2 separate regions of the Homo sapiens genome follow, and region 2 is linked to region 1. A link is a loop called in an ENCODE intact Hi-C map of the cell type or tissue named here. Cell type or tissue: dorsolateral prefrontal cortex. All regions are shown on one strand. Each heading gives the region's core, and the rest is flanking DNA. Links, peaks and the distances in the headings are about the cores only.

What was found. Hi-C counts contacts between places; a loop is a spot of excess contacts. Peaks named below come from ENCODE experiments on the same cell type or tissue, not always from the same donor. Only the 100,000 strongest peaks of a DNase experiment are listed, where the experiment ranks them.
Region 2: a loop joins it to region 1, with 11 times the contacts of the local background. A loop is called at or near these places in 2 of 110 quality-filtered maps.

What each region holds. Positions count from the first base shown.
Region 1 is chr3:180,331,326-180,339,643 of GRCh38, forward strand. No RefSeq gene overlaps it. Among named protein-coding and RNA genes, the nearest start is that of LINC02053, 79 kb to the right of the region's middle. In dorsolateral prefrontal cortex, for the core only: no CTCF peak of the experiment used is centred there; a DNase peak (open chromatin) is centred at 3,935; H3K4me3 peaks cover 736 bases.
Region 2 is chr3:180,410,791-180,419,108 of GRCh38, forward strand. LINC02053 (long intergenic non-protein coding RNA 2053) reads left to right here and starts at 3,383. Exons shown (of 2, transcript NR_132416.1): 1 at 3,383-3,667. In dorsolateral prefrontal cortex, for the core only: no CTCF peak of the experiment used is centred there; no DNase peak of the experiment used is centred there; H3K4me3 peaks cover 784 bases; H3K27ac peaks cover 478 bases.

The DNA of each region.
Region 1 (8,318 bases), core at 37-8,036:
ATGTTTCATGATCCAAACAGCTGTTCCTCCATAAATTTCTTAATTGCATAACTCATTAGAGATCTTATATATTAATCTGGGCCCTGAGCCCATCCTGATGCAGCAAGAAAAGAACCTTGTAAGGTTCACTGACTATTCCAGATTTCTCCTGCTTCACTATGACTCATGATAATTTGTATCCCTGAAATCATGAATAAAGCTTGTTCCTAGGCAAAATCTCAGATTCATGTGGGTCTTTATAACCCAATTCTTTGTATTATGTCACCACCCAATCATACTTATCACTTTTTTAACTGCAGTCTTGGTCCCTCCTTGAAGAAAAATCTTCTACTTAATTCTCAGGATTTAGTCCCTTCTCTATATTCCAGTTCTGCTAACTAGCTCTCCTGTTCTCTGTTGGCTGAAACTCTTAATGAACATGTTGAGGATCTCAGACTGTGTAGGACTAAGGCCTGCATTTTTCATGCCCATCTCTACCAGGGACCTGAGTCTTGTCTTGAGGCCTAGTACAATGACTGTTGACTTTTGTGTCTGTGGAAAGATCTGACTGGCTTGAATTACAGGCTTGGCTCTAAACATAGCATCCATTCCCAGAGTTTGTAGGCTCTGCCCTCTCTTTTGTATCCCAAGTTTTACCCACATCGAATCCCTTATACATTGCATTCTCCAGAGGACTTTGGAGAACTGTGGTGCCACGTTCTGGTGTCTCCTCAACAGCTGTGGATGGCCTTCTCTCTACCTCACTGCTAAGAGTAATTTTAGGTTTGTCCTTTCTTATTCTGCCTCTGCCATGCCCTAATATGGGACACAGACTGTATCTAATCATTAATTAATATCTCACCTCATTCATAAAACACAATACTCAATAATTGTCTGTGCACAGACAGCAGATAAAGAATCCATATAATGACTATAAATTACTTACTTATACTCTGTGTGCATCAGGCACAGTGTAAGAACATTGTTGTACACAATTTTAAATCTTCAACAAATATATTGAAAATGCACCATCATTTTAGTAACGAAGAAAATGAGACTTACAAACATAGTTTTATTCAACTGCATATTGAGAATTCAACAGAAACAAGCAATGATCTGATTTAGGGCATAAAGAAAGATGCTGCAGTGCTCCTGGAGTCCAGCAGCAATAGAGAAAAGAAAAGCATGTGACAGAAATCATGTCATATCAATTTTTTTCCTACTTCATCTAAATTCATTGTGAAGAGCTTCTCACCATTGTTCAAACTGCTTTGTTTTCTCTTCACTTTTTTGTAAGACATAACGAAAAAAATTAATTTAATCATTGGCTACGTGGTTTTCATTTGGAAGGTACAAATTAGACGTCACATAGCTCAAGACCCACCTTAAGAAAATTATTTACATTTATTTACCCTGTAGTCCTTTCAGTAATGGGTTTGCACTTCTACGCATAACCTAATTCATAGGCTACTCAAGTGAGAAGTTTTATTTTTACACTTAGCCACTGAAGAGAGAGCAAACTTGACAGAACTATCTTTAAAAATGAAAATGAAAATGTACTGATCATTAGTCAAACAAAAACATGACCTTTTAAGCAGACAAATGTAGAAATACATCTACCCAAATCCTTCTGGGGCCTTCAGCAACCTCAGAAGATTACTTATGTCCCTAGACAACATATTTTTGCACCAGATCTTAATCCTCTGAATGATCTCTGTCTGTATTTCAGTGCCCAGGAAATACACAGTAGGTGCTTATTAAATGTTTCTTAAAAAATACTTTTCAACTAAATTTAAAACATATCTTTTGCCTGCAGAAGAGGAAAGGAAAAGGGTGGAACAGTCAGAGCAGCAATAAAGGTAAGAAATGAACTCTTATAATTTCTCTTTTATTCTGAGTTCCTGTATCAACTATTAGGAACAATTCATTTATTCAACAAACATTTTTTAATATCTGCTTATGTGTTCAGAGGGCAATAAGAGGTGACAGGACAGACACTGATCTCTGTCCTTTTGAAACTACTGTGTACTGGGGGAAACAGCAAACTATGATGAAGATTGAGAAGGAAAAGTTCTTTTAATTGTGATGTTAGGGTGCCGATTTTAGATCTTTCCCACTTTCTGATGTGGGTTATAAATTTAAGGCTATAAATTTCCCTCTAAACACTGCTTTAGCTGTGTCCCACAGATTCTGGCACGTTGTGTCTTTGTTCTCATTGGTTTCAAAGAACTTATGTATTTCTGCCTTAATTTCAAGGATTATATATCACTCTACTACAAAGACACATGCACACACGTTTATTGCAGCACTGTTTACAATAGCAAAGACTTGGAACCAACCCAAATGCCTATCAATGATATACTGGATAAAGAAAATGTGGCACATATACACCATGGAATACTATGCAGCTATAAAAAATGAGTTCATGTCCTTTGCAAGGACATGGATGAAGCTAGAAACCATCATTCTCAGCAAACTAACACAGGAACAGAAAACCAAACACCGCATGTTCTCACTCATAAGTGGGAGTTGAAAAATGAGAACATACAGACACAGGAAGGGGAACATCACACGCCAGGGCCTGCTGCAGAGTGGGAAGGTAAGGGGAGGGATAGCACTAGGATAAATACCTAATGCATGCGGGGCTTAGAACCTAGATGATGGGTTGATGGGTGCAGCAAACCACCAAGGCACATGTATACCTATGTAACAAACCTGCATGTTCTGCACATGTATCCAAGAACTTAAAGTATAATAAAAAAACAGAAAATAAAAAATAATTATAAAATTTAAAAAAAGAAAAGGAAAAGTTCTGTATAGGAAAAGCAATGGGTGCTATGAGACCATCTAACAGATGGACCTAACCTAACATGGAGAGTTTGGGAAGTCAGCATTAGGATGTGACATTTAAGCTGAAAACAGTTAGATTTATCCAGACTTCAAAATTTGGTAGTGAGCCTGAATGAGGATTCAACAAACAAAATGCAATTAATCTGAGTAACTTTCATGAATAGTAGTTTCACTATTTATTCTTAATCTAAAGAAAATGAAAATTGACACAACTATTGAACTCTTAATAAATTTATTTCTTTAGAGGTATAGTACTTCCGAGAATTTTTTGCATATTGTAGAACTAAGTAACTAAGTAAACATACTGATATTCTTAAGAACCAAGTCTCTCACTGTAGAAGGATAAAACAAAGGGAATATACATAGTAAAGGAAGAATCCTGTGAAGTTTGGATTGTAATGGGAAATCCCGATATAAATTTGTGTGTGTGTCCCAGCTTTCTTTATTTAAAGGAAGCAATAAAGACCATTAACCAGGAGCATTACTAGCGCCCAAATCTAACTACTACAACAAAAAGATCCAGAGCTCCCTGGAAAATCAAAAAGTGCTCATATGGGGACAAGACAAAGGGACCCAGCAGCCACCTTAAAGAGGCAACCCTGGTTACATCTGGGACAATATAAGCATCAAAATAAATAGACAATAACTCATTGAGTAATTTAAGAATCCACGACTACATACTGATTTTATACATTTATATACACACAGATTATATATATATCAATAGATAGATAATGATAGATAGATCTATAGATAGAAGGAAAAGCTGTGCCTTACAATAGAATGCCAGAAAATACATATAGAGGAAACTATGGAGTTAGAAAATAACTATTTCTACTTTCATAATATATGTAAAAAGTTGATTCAGGCAAAAATAATTACTGTCTGCTAAATGTAAAGCCCTTGAAGGTAAGGGCTTCTACAAACAACCAGCACAGGATCTTGCATCTGGTAAGACGTTAACATGTTTGTAGAATTTAAACATCTCTCAAAAGCCTCGGCAAGAATGCCTTTGATTTCCAGGCACAGGAGAAGGAATGGACCTATCTACCCATGCCATGCTCTGGTGCAGACCCAGTTGCCAAGTGCTGAGAATGACCATTTGTTCTTTTTCACAATATAGGCACAAAGCCCAGGGCCTGTGAGCTTTTCAGGGGCTTACACAAACACTGGAGACATGAAAAACATGTGTAAATTGGCTTCAAAATAGGAAAAGCACCAAAGTCTAAATCAATAAATATTCAATTAAATATTTAAATAACGTATAACCTGTCAACCTCATTCTTAGCATCACAAACATTGTCTTTATACTTGAAAACAATTTTGAAGTTAGACTTTCTCATTTTGTAACTAGTGCAACCTCTTATTAGGTTTCTGTTTTTGTTTAACCTTTATTTTGAACTGAGAGGTACAAGTGCAGGTTTGTTACATAGGTAAAGTTGTGTCATGGGGGTTTGTTGTACAGATTATTTCATCACACAGGTATTAAGCCTAGTACCCATTAGGTTTTTTCCCTGATCCTCTCCCTCCTCCCACCCTCCTCCCTCTGAAAGGCCCCAGTGTGTGTCGTTCTCCTCTGTGCATCATCACTTAGCTCCTGTTATTTAGCTCTCTCATTATAAGTGAGAACATGCAGCATTTGGTTTTCTGGTCCTGTGTTAGTTTGATAATGACCTCCAGCTCCACCTCATATGTATAATCATTGTGAAGAAATAAAAACTGATCTTATTTATTTTTATTTTATTTTTTTGAGATAGGGTCTCTCTCTGTCACACAGGCTGGAGTGCAGTGGCCCAATCTTGGCTCACTGCAACCTCCATCTTCCTGGGCTCAAGGAATCCTCCTGCCTTAGCCTCCCTAGTAGCTGAGACTATAGGCACGGGCCACCATGCCTGGCTAATTTTTACATTTTTTCAGAGACAGAGTTTCACCATGTTGCCCAGGCTGGTCTTGAACTCCTGGGCTCAACTGACCCACCTGCCTTGGCCTCTTACAGTGCTGGGATTACAGGTGTTAGCCACTGTGCCCAGCCAAAACTGATTTTATTTAAATGAGTTACTTAAAACTCTTGATTGTCTTCTACCCCCTCCTTTGGGGTTTCCTGCTATACAATGATGGTATCAGTTAAGATATATGAGGTACCATGGATAAACATTTCATTTATGCACAGCCAAGTCATTAGAAAATACATGCCTAGCCAGCAAAAGTTTCCAAGCCCACAGACCCCAGTTTAGCCCCTATATAATGTCCCAAATTCTTACTCTAATCCATTGCGGCCAAAACTCCTCCCCAAAGCCCAAGATCTTCCCGCTGGGTTGGGGCTGGGGAGTGGTTCATGTGTGATTCCACGTTTAATTACTAATTTATTTTCATAGGGTCATTTCTCTTTATAAAAGTGTTATGATATACAGTATAATTACTAAGTTAATCAGAACGGGTATTGTGTAGCTTACTCTTAGATCTTCTCCTCCATTGGGTCAAAATCCAACCGTGTTCTTGGCTTACTCTTCTTTCAAAGGCATGAACACTGCATTTTCCATTTTTTTCTCCACATTTTGTATGGTGTTAACATGATATTTCCAACCTATACGATTTTTTCTTGTATTTACTAACAATGCATTTTATTTTGCCTAGCAAGCCTTGATATGCTTCTCTTCTTCAATGCAATACATTTATTTCTGATCAATTCTGCCATTCAATAGTAGTCAAATAATTTCAAAATCATATTTTAAATGTTATTTTAATCTTGCCAATAGAATTATATTTAATGGCATCTGAGTATATGTTGTTATTTTGATATTACTCAGGTGTGGGCCTCTAAAGCAAGAGTGCCTAGGACCTATGAAGGTCTTTAAATAGCCTCAAAGCTAAGGAATGAGCTAGAGAGTTTATACACTCATTTAGCAATTAGTTGACAGATTATTATATGCCAGAAATTCTATTAGGTGTTACTGGGCATATAAATGACTATAAAACACTATTTATATCCCTTAGGAGTTAACAATATAATTAGGGAGGGTGGAACTGACTAATTGTTCACTGATCTTTGCTCTCTATTTTTTTTTTTAATATTCTGCTAAGCTACTATCAGAGTTCCCCTACAATTAGGTGAGCCATAGGACTGAGTGTGGCCAATTGGAGTATGAGCGGAATGCATATCACCTCCATATGTGGCCACCAAAAGCTTACATGAGTGTCCTCACTTTCTTTTATTTTATCTTAAACTGTTGACCGGATGTGGAGGATCCATTGCAGGCTTTTGAAGTCCTAGGGAATAGTGATTACAGTAAATGAAGCCTGGACCACTGAAGTAACTGCATGGGACAGAGTTCTCCTCAACCCCCATGCCTATATAATGTAAGATGAGCAAGAATTAAACTTTGGTTGTTTGTACCATTTAGATTTTGAAATAGTTTGTTACATCAGTTAGCATACCCTGAATAATACTGAGAGACTAAACTCAATCACCCATGACTTCAGCTTTTAAAAACTGCTAAAATAATACATAAATTTTGAAGTGGTAGGAATAATTTCTGTTTGTTAGGTTATGTGAGGGATCTTCTCTCTAATGATGAACAGCACCTGAGGCAATTGTTGATGGAATGTCACAGACCCCACCAAACACAAATCTTCCTCTTATTATTTCTCCCTTGTCCTTGTCTTTGATGTGCACATTCCCATTACATTTTTCTTTCCTTTTAGCCTTAGTTTTCCAACTGTCTGAAAATCAGCTCCATATACTACCTATTTTTGTCTACCCCCTTAGGTTTGAATTTTCAAAATTTACATTCATCTCTTTATGCATAAGATATCATTCTGTTAATTACATATTATTCCCATCTATTCTCCACTATTAAAACAAGTCCTTTAGGGCTTATAAATTTTTGTTACCATGTATTGTTATTTTTAAGTATTTCCAAGGCAGACATTTATTAAACATTGACTTTCTACCAAGTAGCAATCTAAGGGAGTGATAGATTGTAGAAATTTAACAGTTAAGGACATGAGTTCCTAGATAACATTTATTTGGAATTTAAACCCCTGCTTTTCACTTACTACATGATCTTGGATAAATTATTTGAGCCTCAATTTTCCTATTCTAAAGTGGAAATAATGACACCTGCTTCATAGAGTTGGTATATGTATATGGCTTAAATGAGATAATACACATGAAACAACAACTTTATAGTGGGGACTTAATGGATGGCAGTTACCAATATTATTATTACCATGGTTGTAATTAGTATTCATATATCTGAATTTTTAAAAATTCTGCCCACAAGGGGCTCAGCATCTAGTAATGGCCCTTTAATTGGCCATAATCAATGAAACATCATTACTTTTATTTCTTGACTACATAGACCTTCTCCTTTAGAAGTTCTCTGTAATCTGAGAGCAAATTAATCAAGTTGAAAGAATTTGTCTGTATTTAGTTCAATTTATTTAAGCTTGTAATTTTACAATATTTTTTGTAGCTCTATTGTATAATTTTTCTTTTTTGGTGACATTGTGATTTCAAGTGAGGAATTGCAGTCAAATGACATTTTTATCATTGTCTTTTATAGGTAATAAACATGATAGGCATAAACAGATTAACACTGTACTGTGCTTAAGAATGCTTAACTGAAAATATATCAATCACTTAGTGTATTCTGGCCAGAAATTTGGAAAAATGTATCTACTGATTCTGAATACTAATTAAAGGCTTAAATTACAATGATAATTCTTAGATGGTCTCCCTGCCCTCTTCCAATCCATCCTTCTACTACCTTCTCAGTGATCGTTAAAAATGCAAATCTGGTCATATGACTCCCTGATAACCTTTCCCTCCTCATTATTATAAATTACCCCATGACTTCATATATCATATAAGGTCCCTCATTAGGTAATCTCACTCACCTTTCCAGTTTCATTTATGCAGCTCCTCCATATTCAGCCTCAGCCTAAACTAGATGGAACTATTTTCAGTTCCCAGAATATACAATACTTTTGTTCAAACTGTTTCCCCTGGCTAGAGGCCTTTTCCACTTGTTTCCCAAACACCTACATGATTGGGGGACTCAAACCTCTTCTTTTGGAATTCCTTCTGCATACTTCCACTGCTTTCACCAAATAGAATTGAGCTCTGATTCATTTGTGCCCAAATGTTACCAGTAAGACTTTATGGTACACCCTTGTGTTTATATCTGTCTTGCCTATTGGCTCTATGAAGGCAAAGTAGGGATTACTTCAGTGAATAAGCCCTGTAGATCCTGTCCAGATGATCATCTCATAAATCTAAACCACATCTCTAGCTTGCCATGCTTAATATGGAACAGCAAGGGGAAGAGACGTGGTGATTAATGAAGTGGTCTTGGAATTAGTTTGAAATCAGTCATTTATTGAGTGACCTTTGCCAAATTATTTAAACTTTCCATACTTTATCTTCTCATATATTAAATAGAGATGATAATAATAATAAATGTCTCATGGGATTCTAGGTAGGATTA
Region 2 (8,318 bases), core at 288-8,287, 80 kb after region 1:
TAAAGAAGGACCCAACTGTTACCACTAAGACCAAAGGGGAATGTGATCATTCGATCAAATGCTGATGTGGGCAACTGACACTATACAAAACTAGATGCACTCTCCCAATGATTTGGCTCTATGTAAGTCTCCAGTAACTTATATCATCCCCAGATAAAGGCAGCTGGTGAGGTGGAATGTTACATTTTCTGAAATTTTTTCTATCTTTACATTAAACTGAGTCTCATATTGGAAAAATGTAATTCACATGGAAATATAAAGTTCATATTTCTTGTACAATGAGGTTTTCTTCATTTTTTTTGGACTGAGATTTATATCTGCTACATGGGATGAGTTCTGTCTGATTCTGACTTAGTACATGCATTGGCCTCAGATGCAGCCTAAGTAGAGGTGGTCCAAGACTGGAGTAGAGGAGGAGCGGAGAGGTGCAATGGCCACCCTGCTATATAATTCTGCAGCTCTCTCTCTGACTGGATCTCAGAGCTCCTGCACATGTATTCTGTGTGCATATGGCTGAACTGCAGCCACATTTTGGCATAAGCATTTTACAGACATTATCTCTTTCCTCACTGCAACCCTTTCCTCATTGTTAGTAGACAGATGAGGAAATGGAGGATCAGAAAGTTACAAAATTATTCAAGTTCGCGCAATTACTAAGTAAGGATGTGCACCTGAATCAGCCTGGCTCTGAAGCCCATGCTATTTCTAACCCCCAGGTGGCCTCCATGGCAGGGTGCAGAATCAATTTTCAAGGAAATGTGACTGACTGGAAAAAAATGAGTCCTAGATTTTAAGAGAATCTTTTTTATATAATTTATCCCAAGGGGGAATGTAAAAGGGGACTTCTTACTTTGTGAGTGTGATAATGCCAGAAAAGGTTTTTTCCCCCCTATTCACTCATTCTACAGATATTTTTGAGCACCTATGATATGCTAGGTGCTGTATTCCCAATAAGGTTACAGCTGTAAGCTCCCACTATGGAAGCCACCCTAGTGCCAGACCCTTACTCAGGGCACATATTTAAAGCCACGAACATCCCTCCTTCCCTCAGAGCTCTGTTTAGGGAGACCAGAACTGCTTTACAGCACCAGGAGGGAGCAGGCATGGAGGAAAGGAAGCAGACTCACTTCTCTGAGGAATGAGGATCTCCTAACTAGTCTCCTTACCTCAGTTTATCCTCTTTTCCTATCTGTTTTTACTTCTTTCTGCTAGGATTTTGTTTCTAATACATATATTTCACTACTTACTCAACTGCTTTCCAGACCCCATATGAAGTTCATAGTCTTTAGCGTGGGTTCACGGCCCTTAGCTATCTGCCCTGACATCTCTCCTCCAACCTGTCCCTACTTCAGTTACACTGTAGTACTCCTCGTTTCCCCCAACAACTTGTGCATGCTGTTCTCATAGTGTTCTCCTTAGTCTTCCATTGCATGCATTTTTCAAATGTTTTTCAAATGTGAGGTCATCTAGGAAATCCTTCAGGATCCCTCTCTTCCTTTATGGAATCAATAATTCCTCTTTCCAATTCCATATAGCTATTGTGTCACACTTCTACCAAAGTACTTACCACATTGATTATATTAAATGGACAATACTGATCAGGAGAATTAGGGGAAATCCATGGCATGGAAGAATAAAAAGTTTCAGAATTAGAAGAGATGCAATGTGGAAAGTCAGTGAATTCAAAGGAACATGTATATATCAGGAACATCTTAGAGAAACACATCAAAAAAAGATTTTAAAGGGAGAAGCTGAGGCTGGGTGACGTGGCTCATGCCTGTAATCCTAGCAATTTGGGAGGTCAAGGTGGGTGGATCACATGAGGTCAGGAGTTCGAGACCAGCCTGGCCAACATGGTGAAACTCCATCTCTACTAAAAATAAAAAAATCAGCTGGGCATGGTGGTGGATGCCTGTAATCCCAGCTACTCAGGAAGCTGAGGCAGGAGAATCGTTGAACCCGGGAAGCAGAGGTTGCAGTGAGCCAAGATTGCACCACTGCACTCCAGCCTTGGTGACAGAGCGAGACTCCATCTCAAAAAAAAAAAACAAAAAAAACAAAGGAGAAGCTGAAGACTATTTATAAACATATTGCCAGGAGGTATCCTGACGTGCCCTGAGAACACTATCGGACCTCATGTTACAGACAGGGCTGAAATTCTCAAGGTCCACAGTCAGTCTCCTTGGTAATAGACTCCTTCACCATGTCATGGGCATCATAATGGGAAAAACCACTTGCAAATGAATTGGTAATCAGAGTTGGAGCTATATGTGATCTAGTTATCTTCACCTTTTAACAAAGGTCTGGAGAGATTTGAAGAGGTTTGTACCAAAAACAATGAGATCCTGAAGGATGAATATTAGATTATATATAATAAAAGGGCACACTTTGGTCTGCATATTCAAGATATTTTTGGGGAACATTGCATATCTGTTATTTCTCCATGTACATTTGTTGATGAGAATACTAAGTCAGGTATTTACTAATTACCAGGTATTTATTCAGCACCATGATATCTCACCTACTCTACTCATTAGTCCCACTGCCAGGAAAAATAATACTTAAACCAGAGTGTTGCTTAAGCATTTTACATAATTTCTTTTCTTACCACAACTGGAAATGGTGGAAGTCCATTCCCCTTGTGACCTAAGTTGGGTTGGGGACTGGAACCCACCACTTAAATTTCTCAAGAGGTCAAAAAATTGGCACATAGGCAAGGTGCAAGGTTGTTTCTGCAGAGACACTAGCAACACAACTTGACCTGCACTAAGGGAAATGCAGAGAAACTAGAATAGTGCCTGGCATAAAAAAATGCAGGGATAGACTAATGCCCATGATGGGGTGTTGGAAGGAGATGCAACATTTAAACCAGTAAACATTTGCTTTATTACAGAGACAGATCCAAAATAGAGAGAAACTTTCACAGCCCTAAAAAAATCTGGGGATATCCTCATGAATGAATAGAACTGGAGTTATCTTCAGAAGTGTGGAAAAAGATAAAGATGCCCAAGGTCCACGACCAAAAAGAGTCTACAAGCAAGGTGTGGTCAAAGTGATAAGAGTCTAAAAAGACCAAGGGAGAGAAGAAAACTTGCAGAGAACTAGCAGATCATCATAGTAAACTCTGCTCAGGCCATTTTGGTACTGGAAATGACAGAGAAGCCAGAAATGGTAGCCATGCCATGCCATGTCATGCCATTTTCAATGACAAAAGAAGGAAAGAGTTTTCCCTTTCTCTTCCTAGTCCCCAAGGAGAGCGGCTGTAAATAGTAGTATATTAGCTATGACAACTGGCAAATAGCTATGCTGTCCCTATGTCATGGCTGCTTCTGTGGGTACCATTGTGACCCCAGCATGAGTCAAGATGATTATCAGAATGTCTAGCAGATTACCCAGGCCTTGCACCTGGATCAATGGGCTGCCCTAATGAAGGATATCAAAAATGAAGGGGCAGCTAAAGAAAAATAAAAGACACCTCAGAAAGTAGCCTGCCTCTTTGACAAGGGACATGCCTTCAGAGGAACATAACAGAAACCTCTGAGAATTGTCAACAATAAAAAGACTGAGCAACAAGGGAAACTGGTAGGAAGCCAAAGGTTTTAAGAGGTGAGAGTGGAGAAATGCTGTGCTTTTATTGATCCTCTCCAAAGGAACACCTTTAAAAAAGGTTAGTTGCAAATAAAGTGTTTTAAAGAAGAAAAGTTTTGAAATTGTAAGTGCAGTGCTAGTTAGAAGACAAAATTTTAAACTTTTTAAAAAAATTTTTAATGTGTGTGGCTTAAATCTCTGTCCTTACAGATAACAAACTCTAGACTTTGAGATTCTGTGAGTTTATAGAAGAATGAAAGTCAACTGGATTCAAATTAATATTCAGGATTTCATTCCTCCTAAATGGAAACATAGCATTTCCATTTGTAAAACAATAACTAAATGTTTCTGAAACCTCTTTGCAAAACAAACAAGAGAGATTAGAATTTGGGCTATGCTTATAAGAATTGTTTAAGTTATATATTTTTTCATTTTTATGGACCATTGTAATTGATCTGTTGTTATAAATTGACTTATATTTTAAATCCTTATTTTTGTGTGTTTGGCTTAAGTTTGTTTTTAGAAAGTTAACCAGATTAAAGAGTAATAAAAATGGGTAATACAAGAAAATCATTGCATGACACTCTGTGTTTAACAATGATTATCTTATAAATGTCCTTCAAAGCTGAAGTTTTTGGGAAAAATCATTTAGGGAATATTTTGGAATCTTCCTTTGGAGTGTATAGAATCTGTGGCTCTGGCTGAGAATGGGTCCTGGTCAATCTTCTCACCATCTCTAATAAAATAATTTTAAAGAGATTTACAAGTAAAAAAAGGTTATTTCTTTGAAAATTTTAAACTATTAAAAATTTAAACCTTTAAATTTAAGGCTAAAGAAAGTAAAAGTGGTAGAAACTTAGATAAAATTAGATAGGTTAGGTTGCTTTTTAATTGAGGATTTCTTTAGCTCATTGTCCAAGTTGAATAGAGAAGTACTTTTTGGAAAGGGTAGAATAATTTGTATAATTTTTAAAGGAAGTTATGTGATTTATATAACCAACATGTAACACACATAGATAACACAGATAATGCTGTACTTTATAGCAGTTTCAAATATAGACTAGTACATATCAATATTCTCTGGTCAGGTTTCCAGAGATCAATTTAACCTGGTCTCCAGAAAAAAAAAATTAAGACAAGATGGACAATATAGTTTTAAAATTACATTTAAAAATAAATATTGAACTTCTTCCAATCTGGAAATCAAATTAACACAAACAATTCAATTACCATAATGGTGCAATGAGAAAATATGACTTAAATCAACTATGGAAGCTCACTCTGCATTGTCTGGATCTCAGATTCCTGCATTCTCTCAGTGGGAAAGGCTACACCTGAACTCAGATCCTCAGACTTGTGACTCTTTTCCCCAAGCAGAAGGGTGTGAAACTTCCCACAGGCTTCAAGTTCTCCAGATGCTGGGCAGCTGAATTTCACAGAAATCTGAAAATAGCTGCCATCTATACTCAGACTGTTTGGCACCCAAATAGTTTGTCCCTCTATGACCCCACTCCCAACTCATAAGATTGCTTTCAGGGGCCTCGTCTCTTGAATATAACCCTCCTACATATGGCCCTTTGCCCCAGATTGCTTTTCTGTAAGATGATGAGAGGACAGGGGTCTGTACTCCCCTTCATACTGGTTCCCACATCCTAAGTTTTTTAATAAAGCCTTTTCCTTAATGTGTACCAAGTGATGAAAACTTGACCTTTGCTACCTTGCATAACAATCCTCTAAGAACATTTTATATACAAAGAACAATTGGAGTCTATGGTAAAGGGGTCTATTCAGTAATCACATTGGCGTGAAAAGAATATAGATTACTTCCTTGCCATGACTTGCACTCATTATTCACAGATTCCATGGTTACAGATTCACCAACCTGTTAAAATTTATTTGTAACCACCAAACCAATACTCAAAGATGTGTTCATGGTTATTCACGGACATGCAGAGAATAGCAAAACATTGGAGTCCACTGACATTCATATGCCCAGCTGAAGCAGAACAAAGAAACCCTCTGTTTCCCTGTTTCAGCTCTCATACTGTAAACAAGTGTCCTTTCTGTGGTTTATTTAGTGCCACACTTTTCACATTGTTGTGATTTTTGCTGGTGACTTTGCTATTTACAATAGTCCCCAAGCATAGTGTTAGATTGCTGTCTAATGTTTCTAAGAGAAAGAAGGCTGTGATGTGCCTTATGGAGAAAATAGATGTGTCAGATAAGCTTCATTCAGGCATAAGTTATAGGACTGTTGGCCATGAATTCAGTGATAATGAATCAGCAACACAGGACACCTACAAAAAGAAATAGAAAATTTGCTGATCTGTTTATGAAACCACTCTGGAAGTGTTAAAGTAATATCTACAGTGAATGATGAAATTATGAAAAAGAGGAAAAGTAATTAAATTTGTGGATTCATGAGATGACAACCTATTTTTAAAAAACAAAGTGGACAACACTGTTGTGAGTCTGAAAGCCAAAGAAATTTATGATCATATTACCCAGAGTCAGGAAAGTGTTTAACCCTTCTTAGCTAGGTTGGCTGGCTCACATGTTTTAAAAGGCAATACAAAGTCAAAAAAGGCTAAGCTTGCAGACAAGGCGGGTTCCGCAGATCAGGAAGGTGCAGAAGAATTTTTAAAATAACTGCTAAATGTGATACAAGTAGAGGGTTATGTAGAAAAGCAGTTTTTCAATGCTGATTAGACTGGCTTGCTTTACAAGGACTCTGGCAAACAAATCTATATAATGCAAATGGCATTCCAGTTGGCAAAAATATTACGATCAGAGGCTCATAGGAACTTAACCTTACATTTTCCCTATGAGCAACAGTTCACTATTTGCTAATTCAATTGTTTGTGATGACTCTGTAGAACATTACTGACTCAAATAAAAAGAATAAACTATATCAAAGTCAGTGTAGTAGAGATGTGGTTTTCATTTAAATGCATAGTTGCTAAAATGGTTCTGCTGAGTTTAGCCTGTCTTTATGGAATAGGAGTATTTCATCAACCCTGAGATCTTTTGTCTCCCTCTTGGCTAATGGGTGTTTCTCAACCCTTTAACATTCAAAGGGAGCTGGGCCTATTGCTGCAATACAGGCAGTTAGTAGTAGTAAGTACTTTACTGAGGATAAGTAGATGCCCTTAACTAGTGAAACAATATGCTCAAATGAAAGTCTCCTGTGTGAAAAAATCTGAACACTATATACACATTCAAATTTTGGAGGAAACCCCAAAACTGCACACACACACAAGCATATATATGTACACACGTGTATACGTGTGTGTGTGTGTGTGTGTGTATATATATATGTACATGAGAGGTGACTGACATGTCCATGTTATTGGAAAAGATATATTAACAGAATACCACAGACTGGGTAATTTATAAATGGTAATCTGTAGGCTCACAGTTCTGGAAGCTGTGAAGTCCAATATTAAGGTACAGACAGGTTTGGCAATTCTGATTTCAAGATGGTGCCTTAATTGCTGTGTCCTCTGAAGGAGAGAAAAGCTTCATTCCCACGTAGTGGAAGGCAGAAAGGCAAAGAAGCAATAGGAGGTCAAGCTTGCCCCTTTTGTAATGGCATTAAACCCACCCAAGCAGGCAAAACCCTCATGGCTTATTGTTTCCTAAAGAGCCCACCTCTTAATGCTGGTATAATGGCAATTAAATTTCAACAAGAGTTTTGGAAGGGACAGCACCCCACACAAGGCAGAATGTAAGTACATGCAAACTGTATGCACACACCTCTTTATCTCTGGTCATAAGAGGTAGGAGAGGTCATTCCTCACCACTGCCTCCCCTACCTCCTGTAGAACCATGATATCCCACAAATTCAACATGGATATATTTAGTTATAAAATTTACAATCCATGGGGTTATAATGGAATATAATGCTTAGAGTCAACAAATATGTATATCCTTTTTCTAAACTACTTAACACTTATTAAAGTACACCAAACATAGTTTAATGAAAAGATAAAAGTCTTTCAGTTAGAAGGAAGTAGATTTAAATAATGGCTCCCTGATAAGGATTTTTACCAAGTTAAGAAATGTCTATTGATGTCAGTATTATCATCTCTAAAAGTATAGTACTACACTTCTACCTTTGGCTATGTTAAGCTTGAGATGCTCATTAGACATCCAATTTCATATATATATATATGTCTCCAATTAGATGGGTAAGCAACTGGAAGGTAAGCAACTAGAATTGTGAGTCTGAGATAAAGGGGTAGATCTGGGTTGGAGATACATTTGGATATTGTCAGAACATAGATAACAACACTATGGGACTTTTATGGCATCTCTTAAGCAATGACTGTGGATAGAGAAGAGGCCATAGGACAAAGCTGAGGTACTCTAATATTTAGGAGTTGGGAGGATAAAAGGAATTCAGCAAAAGAATCTTTTAAAAAAGCAGTCCATAGATAGAAATAAAACAAAATGTTAGTGATATCACATAAGGCAGGTGAATAATGGGTTTCAAAAAGGAACAACTGCCAATTGTGCCAAGTACTGATGAGAGGTTAAACAAAATGAGGACTAAAAAACTGATCTTTGTATTTGGATATGTACGGATCACTGGTGATGAGCCCTGGTGATTCTGACAAGAGCAATTTTGGTAGAATGTGGGAACAAATGCCAGATTGGATAGAAGAAGAATAAGATGGCAAGTATGGACAACTCTTTCAAGGAGTGTTTTGTAAAAGGCTGCAAAGAAA